2 separate regions of the Homo sapiens genome follow, and region 2 is linked to region 1. Evidence: read pairs that join two places in POLR2A ChIA-PET (ENCODE). Cell type or tissue: B cell. All regions are shown on one strand. Each heading gives the region's core, and the rest is flanking DNA. Links, peaks and the distances in the headings are about the cores only.

Evidence for each region. Peaks named below come from ENCODE experiments on the same cell type or tissue, not always from the same donor. Only the 100,000 strongest peaks of a DNase experiment are listed, where the experiment ranks them.
Region 2: POLR2A ChIA-PET joins it to region 1 with 9 read pairs; 2 of 35 experiments call an interaction of 5 or more read pairs at or near these places.

Annotation. Positions count from the first base shown.
Region 1 is chr10:22,840,692-22,845,093 of GRCh38, reverse strand. No RefSeq gene overlaps it. Among named protein-coding and RNA genes, the nearest start is that of ARMC3, 85 kb to the left of the region's middle. In B cell, for the core only: no CTCF peak of the experiment used is centred there; no DNase peak of the experiment used is centred there.
Region 2 is chr10:22,741,136-22,745,537 of GRCh38, reverse strand. No RefSeq gene overlaps it. Among named protein-coding and RNA genes, the nearest start is that of PIP4K2A, 29 kb to the right of the region's middle. In B cell, for the core only: no CTCF peak of the experiment used is centred there; a DNase peak (open chromatin) is centred at 2,627; H3K27ac peaks cover 1,042 bases.

The sequences.
Region 1 (4,402 bases), core at 203-4,202:
AAGGGCCATCTCAATCTCAGAGCTCCATATAAGTTTAGCTGAGGCAACTTCTCTCTCAGCTCAATCCTACATCCCTCACCTCCTTATAAATGCTGCCGCTGGAGTACACTTTCCAGCAAACCTCCACGTGCAGATCTCCGGTTGTTTCTTGGGGATCCTGACCTATGACAATATGTGACTTCCAAATCACTGGAGGGTGTAAAGAGCAAAGTCAACATAGTCATTATAACTAAAGTAAAAAATAAAAAATAAAATTCTAAGAGCATGAAGAGTATTTTTTAACCGAAAGCATGACACGAGATAACATACATGTATGTGTTCAAATCTCCTCTGTGAGAAGACAAAGACACTCCAATGGATCAAAACAACAAAATCCAACTTTGTGCTCTTTTGTCAGTGTTATTTCTTTCATAGATGTCAGCTGAGGTCATCTTGACCTTTTAAAATTAAAATAAAATTGGCCTGAGCCTTTAGTTCTATGTCCTTAGGGAAGCACAGCGCCCTTTTCTGATATTTCTGCAAATTCCTGGGCACTTAACACTTCACTGTCACTTCTGCTCACCTCTAGACATTCGATCTCATGCATGACTCCCGTATAACTCAAACCCTTTCCTTGATTCTCCCTCAAACCTCTCACACAAAGCAAAGGAGTGCAGCTCATTATGTTGGGTTGAGGTAGGAGAGAGTGTTTTAAATCGCAACAATACAAACACCTTCAAATTGGACTTGATATTCATTTTCTGAAAGTTCCTTGACCAATGAAAGCAGTTCATCATGCAAGTTTCCTGAACAAAGATAATTTCCTCTCTAAACAGAACTCTGAGGGCAGCCAATAAAATATTTTTAATCCTATTTTTATTAGAAAAAATGTGGAAGCTACTGAGAAGTCCAACTATAGGGGAAGAGTTACTTAAACTATGGTAGCCCCAGATGGTGGGAAACTGGAGACCCAATTTTAAAGTTCATTCTCAAAGAATATTTAATGGCTTGGTAAAATGTTCTTGGTATTGAATTGACTATTTAAAAAAACATAATTGTATAAATTTTATGATATAAAATATAATTTCATGTATAGTAATATGAAAATTGAAAGGAAATGCACTAAATCATTAACTGTAGTTTCCAAATAGTGTAGTTTCTAGATAGTGAGATAGTTTCTAGATAGTGAAAATAAAATTAAAATAATTAACTGTTAATTACCGTTAATAATGGTAAATAATTTTATTTTCTATACTTTTCTGACTTTTTTTTTTTTTTTTTTTTCCTGAGGCAGTGTCTTGCTCTGTCACCCAGGCTGGAGTGTGGTGGTGCAATCTTGGCTCTCTGAAACCTCAGCCTCCTGGGTTCAAGCAATTCTTCTGCCTCAGCCTTCCGAGTAGCTGGGATTACAGGTATGTGCCACCACGAGTAGCTAGGATTACAAGTATGCACCACCACACCTGGCTAATAATCTGTAAAAAAAAATGAATACATACTTCTTTTGGGATCAGGGCAAATAAGCAATGCTATTTTAAAATATTTATTGGAGATTTACTCGGGATTAGAAATAATTATTTGGAGGGGAGGAAAAACGTAATCATTTACATTATTCCATCTTCAAACCTGCTCATTTTATGTCATGATGGGAAATCCGGGCCTTCTGAAAAGGGTGGCAATATTTCCTGTTGCTTCGCTGAGTATTTGTTGAAAGTGAGAAAAAGAAAGAGAGTGGAAAGTAATAAAAATTAGTTGATTTGGCTGGGCACGGTGGCTCACGCCTAATAATCCCAGCATTTTGGGAGGCCAAAGCAGGCGGATCACGAGGTCAGGAGTTTGAGACCAGCCTGGCCAACGTGGTGAAACCCCCTCTCTACTAAAAATACAAAAAATTAGCTGGACGTCAGGCGCACACCTGTAATCCCAGCTACTCGAGAGCCTGAGGCAGAAGAATTGCTTGAACCCAGGGGGCGGAGGTTGCAGTGAGCTGAGATCACGCCACTGCACTCCAGCCTGGGTGACAGAGTGAGACTCCATCTCAAAAAAAGAAAAATGAGTTGATTGATTCTGTGCTTGCAAATTCACAGGTGGCACAGACTTTGTATTAAGTATAATTATTTTGTATTTGTCATATAATTTTATAAAGTAATATTTCTATTACATATGCAGTTATCTAATTCATTTTTAAATAAATTCACTAATTTTAATGTCACAAAAGTAATGTACTCTTTCTTAAACTAAAAAATATGAATTTTTTAAAAATATTAGGTAATATTTAAATGATAAAAATAGGTATAATAACAGGGCTGCAGTGGTCTCCTCTATAAATTGGTCACTGTTGTGACTATACCATTGATAATTTTCAGTGTAAGATCAGGAAAGTACAGTGCTCTCTCTTTACCGACAGGACTTCCCCTCCACACCACACCCCACCATTAAAATGGGTTCCCTGTGACATAATCACACAACTGTCCTAAGAACACGAAGGGTGCTAACTATATCCAATGACAAAGGAACTGTTTTAAATTAATAAGCCAATGTTCACTAAGAAAGTGGATGAGGAGTTAAAACCGCTATTATTGAGATGCCTTTTGTAAAATCTGAGAAAAAGGAAAGAGGAAAAGCATTTCTGCCAAAAGGATTCAGATTCTCCTTTTATTTACTCATCAAAATCCGTTAGGAAGGAAATTTCTACTAGAGGATTTCTTGTTCTTGGATTTTCTTCGTCTCAAACCAGCAACACCCTCTTTGTCAAGGCAGAGGTTGATTGGTTGGATTCAAAGGGGATTATGTTTCCTAACATGGGGTCCAGGGCTCCTTTGCTCAGAATCACCAACGACCTTGTTAAAATGCAGATCCCGAGCCTTCCTCCAAAATTCTTATTCAGCAGATCCAAAGTGGAGCCTGGGAATCCATTATTTTACAGGTTTCCCAGTGATTCCTATACACATGAAAGTTTGAGACCCACTGGGCCCAGCAATTCTCTATGGTAGTTTTAACAAACTCTCGGCAATGTTGAAGGATGAGAGCCTGGTAAGTTTCTAAGGCCCATGGCTCACTGGACCTACAGAAGGTTTTCAATCCCTTTAACAAAATGTCTTGCCATATGAACTACAGTCCTTAGGAAACTGGTGAAAAAGATGGAGATCTCAAGAAATAATCTAATCTCTCCCTTCCCAGCCAGACTTAGTTGAAATTTAGTGCCATCAGAGGCGGTTTTTGTTTTATCAGTTCAGACTCACTAATAATGATGATGCTAAATAGTCTCAAAACACATGGTTTAATGCATATTTTGAAATATCATTTGAGGTGACTACATACTCCAACATCAGAATTATCCATACTTGAAACACATAATGTATTATGTGTGCATATGTGTGTGGGTACTTCATTCCCCATGCCAATTGTAAGCTGTAGACCATAGTTTTAAAAATAACTTTTATTAGGCGGGCACGGTGGCTCATGCCTGTAGTCCCAGCACTTTGGGAGGCTGAGGTGGGTGGATGGCTTGAGCCCAGGTGTTCAAGACCAGCCCAGGCAACATGGTGAAACCTGTGTCTGCCAAAAACAAAACAAAACAAAAAAAACTAGCTGGGCATGGTGGTGTGCACCTAGTGCACCTATAGTCTCATCTACTCAGGAGGATCATCTGAGCCCGGGGTGGTCAAAGCTGCAGTGAGCCATGATTGCACCACTGCACTCCAGCCTGGGTGACAGAGTGAGACCTTGTCTCAAAAAAAAACTACTTTTATTATTTTTATGACTATAAACATAACAGAGTTGTACAAAATTCAAACATTGCAGAAATACTTAAAGTAGAAAGTGAAAATCTACCATAGCCCCCATTGCAAACAATCAATATATATGCTAATGGATATACATGTGTGTGTGCATCCAACATTTTTCTATGCATATGGAACATTTTTAATGTACATGGAATCATATAAAATACAATGCTATACCATTTAGCAATGCATGTTGGACTTGCTTCCAAGGTAGTACCTCCATCATGATAATAGCTGGGTGGCATTCCACTGAATGGCTATATGATCACATTAGGTTGTAACACTTCTGTTTATCATCAACAATGTGGCACTTTATCATGAGCAATTCTTGCTCCCACTTAGTCTTGAGATCTCTGCTCATTCGTCTTTTCCTCAAGATTTCTTCCCTGACCCCCTAACTTAGGTTTACTTCCCTACTACGTGTTCTCATAGCGCTGCATGCGAATCCTTCCGCTGCAGCCTGATCCAACTCTAATTTTATGTGTATTTGCTTGATTATTTGAGGCTCTCTGAGGCTTCTACTAAGCTGTGAGCTTCATGAGTGCAGGAGTGTGTCTGTTGTTGCCTCCTACCACATCCCCAGTGACCAGCATATTTTCTGGGAAAGGGTAGGCTTTGAAGAATTATTTTTCTTTTTTATT
Region 2 (4,402 bases), core at 298-4,297, 100 kb after region 1:
GTGCAGAGCTGAGTTCAATTCCTGGATATCCTTGTTAACTTTCTGTCTCGTTGATCTGTCTAATGTTGACAGTGGGGTGTTAAAGTCTCCCATTATTATTGTGTGGGATTCTAAGTCTCTTTCTAGGTCTCTAAGGACTTGCTTTATGAATCTGGGTGCTCCTATATTGGGTGCATATATATTTAGGATAGTTAGCTCTTCTTGTTGAATTGACCTCTTAACCATTATTTAATGGCCTTCTTTGTCTCTTTTGATCTTTGTTGGTTTAAAGTCTGTTTTATCAGAGACTAGGATTGTAACACCTGCCTTTTTTTTTGTTTTCCATTTGCTTGGTAGATCTTCCTCCATCCCTTTATTTTGAGACTATGTGTGTCTCTGCACATGAGATGGGTTTCCTGAATACAGCACACTGATGGGTCTTGACTCTTTATCCAATTTGCCAGTCTGTGCATTTTAGTGGGAACATTTAGCCCATTTACATTTAAGGTTAATATTGTTATGTGTGAATTTGATCCTGTTATTATGATGTTAGCTGGTTATTTTGCTCGTTAGTTGATGCAGTTTCTTCCTAGCCTCGATGGCCTTTACAATTTGGCATGTTTTTGCAGTGGCTGGTACCAGTTGTTCCTTTCCATGTTTAGTGCTTCCTTCAGGAGCTCCTTTAGGGCAGGCCTGGTGGTGACAAAATCTCTCATTTTGTCAAGCATTTGCTTGTCTGTAAAGTATTTTATTTCTCTTTCACTTATGAAGCTTAGTTTGGCTGAATATGAAATTATAGGTTGAAAATTCTTTTCTTTAAGAATGTTGAATATCGGCCCCCACTCTCTTCTGGCTTGTAGAGTTTCTGCCGAGAGATCAGTTGTTAGTCTGATGGGCTTCCCTTTGTGGGTAACCCAACCTTTCTCTCTGGCTGCCCTTAACATTTTTTCATTCATTTCAACTTTGGTGAATCTGACAATTATGTGTCTTGGAGTTGCTCTTCTCGAGGAGTATCTTTGTGGCGTTCTCTGTATTTCCTGAATTTGAATGTTGGCCTGCCTTGCTAGATTGGGGAAGTTCTCCTGGATAATATCCTGCAGAGTGTTTTCCAGCTTGGTTCCATTCCATGGCCACACACTAAGCCTCTTAAGGTCTACATTCAGAACTGACAGACTGAATATCACTTCTCCTGCATTCTATTGGCTAAAGTAAGTCACAAAGTCAGCCCAAATGTAAAAGATCATGAAAAAGATTCTCCTGATGGCAAGAGTCACAGAGTCACCTTGTAAAAGGACGGAAAGAGTCAGGACAAGTTTCACAATCAATCTACCACATTATCTTTCAGATATTGGCTCAGGATAAGATACCTCAGAGAAGCCTCTCACAAGCTACTTGCCTAGACTACATTGCCCCATTATGCCCATTATGGACTCACTCTGTGAACCACTTCTTCATGGCCCTTGGTGCAGTTGGAATGTCATGTGTGTTTCTGTGATTATTTGCTTAAGCTCAAATCCTCCCTTCCATACACCTCTTCCCCCAAGACTTAGAGGTCAACTAAAGGCCAATGTCCCCTTTTCCAGCACCTGGCACAGAGTAAGTAGTAATCCACGAATATTTGTTAAAGAATGATTTCACTTCCCATTGTGTTATTTTGAGAATATACTTTCTGTTCCCTGATACAATGCTTTAATTAAGAAAGTAAAAAAAGAAGACCTTTTGCTTTTTGGGATGAGGCAGCGAGAGGATATTGAGTCCTGTGCACAGCAGAAACCCCAAGGGATAAAGTGATGATCATTGCCTCTTTGGGACCTGTGGCAAGGAAAAAACTGCATGGGTTGGCCACTGGGGGCTGGAAAGTAGCTTTAGGACTTAAAATACAGAGACTCGTGTGGGGTCTTCTCAGGAATTGAGACCCATGAAAGCAAAATTAAAAAAAAAATCATCAGGTTATTAGAAAAAAATAATGCGTTTCATTGTAGATTTGTTGAGTTTGAGGAACATTCATGAATCTAACACTTGGAAAAGAGCTGGAGATTTGACAAGGAGGTCTTAGTTCTCACATTGCTATAAAGAAATACCTGAGACTGGGTAATGTATAAAAAAAAGAGACTTAATTAGTTCACAGTTCCTCAGGCTGTATAGGAAGCATGGTGGCATCTGCTTGGCTTCTGGGGAGGCTTCAGGAAACTTCCAATCATGGGAGAAGGCAAAGGGGTAGTTGGCATGTCTTGTGGCTGGAGCAGGAGAAAGCTGGGTGGTGGGAGCTGCTACACACTACACAACTAGATGTCATGAGAACTCACTGACTATACAGTACCAAGGGGGGATAGTGCCAAACCATTCATGAGAACTCTGACCCCATGATCCAATCACTTTTCACCAGGTCCTACTTCCAACATTAGGGATTACAATTCAACATGAGATTTGGGTGGGGACACAGATCTAAACCCTATGAAACATGTAGAGTTGGGAGTTCACCGAGTATATGCTTAAGAGCAATCTCAACCATAGAAGTAGATGAGAGTGGGCAGAGTAAGAAGAGAAGGCTAAAGATGGAAGCTGAAAGAGAATCACATTTAAGAGGCAAGAGGAACAAGTAGGGCAAGGGGCAGTGAGGACTACCCAGAGGAATGAAAGCAGAAGTAAGAAAGAGCCAGTCTTAGAATTAGAGGAGGGAAGAGTTTCAAGAAGGAGGAAGTAACCCCCAACACCAAACATAGCTAACAGGTCAAAAGATAAGACACAAGAAACACTCAATTCAAAATGACATATGCTGTGAGTGTTATGAATTACTTTTCCTCAAAGGATTATTTGTAATGATGTGTGTATGTCTTAAAATTCTTAAAGTTAATATGGCATAAGTTTCAGGAAGGCAATTTATAAGGCTAAAAATCCAGACACAGTGTCCATTTTGTATTTGAATTTCTACTTTGAATGATTTTTAAGCCCCATTCAGATTCTTGTCCTCTTCCCACAATGCTATTTGGCCTCTCATTTCTATGCATATGTGGAATTGGTTATTTTGGTAATTTTTATTGCCACTCATATCAGTAAAGAATACCAGTATAGGTTAAGTCTAATTTATTCCCGTATTCTACTTAACTAAAATGAAACGTTAACCCCAATTTTTTTAAAGGCTAGAATAGCTAATTAAGCAAATGGGACATGCAAGATCCCTATTACCAACTGAAAATGTTGCTGCCAAACCTGGAACAAATTCATTCATTTGCTAAATAAATGTTGATTATTGAGCTGATCAACTAAAACATGTTTAGAATTACCTCTGGCTTCTGTCTTTCAGAGAATTATACATAAAAGCATTCAAAAGGGAGGAAAAATTAAGCAAGAAAATACTCTATGTACCAAATGTTAAGGATGCCTTTCTCTTCCTCTGTAGTTTTTTTTTTTTTTTTTGGTTTTGTTTTGTTTTGTTTTGTTTTGAGATGGAGTCTTGCTCTGTTGCCCAGGCTGGAGTGCAGTGGCACAATCCCGGCTCACTGTAACCTCCACCTCCTGGGCTCAAGAGATTGTCCAGCCTCAGCCTCCCAAGTAGCTGAGATTACAGGCGTGTGCCACCATGCCTAGCTAATTTTTTTGTATTTTTAGTAGAGATGGGGTTTCACCATGTTGGTCAGGCTGGTCTCAACCTCCTGACCTCAAATGATCCACCAACCTCAGCCTCCCAAAGTGCTGGAATTACAGGCATGAGTCACCGCACCCGACCCCTTTGTAGTTTTCTAATGTTGAGCTAATCATGAGCACAATTGTTTGCCAGTTTCTCTCTTCTTAGTCTTTTAAACAACTATTTTATTAAAAGGATTTCAGATCCGTCATTTCATTTTATTATATTTTTAATTAGAAATGAACTGTAACAAAATAGGAAATGCAGTGAACTAGTCTGACTTCTGCCTATAACCAGGTAGATATAGGTAATTTTTTTCTATAATTTTTATTAATTGAGACTCTAGCTAAAGGTTTGATAGTTCTATTTTGATATATACCCTTTTTTTTTTTTACCATAGGTGTATTCCTTAAAAGAGAATCTGTAAATTTACTGCTGAATGAAACTTAGAGATGTTTTTCTCCAGACCGTCTATGCACAGATGAACAAATGAGCCTTCTGCAGATTAAATAATTTACCTAAAATTACAAAGGTTTAGAGACAAAACTAAGACAAGACCCCAACTCTACAACCTCATGCTCTCCCCTACGAGTAAATACATGAGTGTATTTACAGTAACATGTAAATGAAATTTATTAAATTTAGTGTTATTTTAATCTAATAGGATAATCCATTCCTAAGAAGAATCAATTTCTAAACAAAGAAAGCTTTTTGTAATATTAACAATCTTTGTATGTCACTTTGAGATACTGATTGAGTTGTTTATTTGTTTTACTGAAGCACATCAGAAAAAGATTA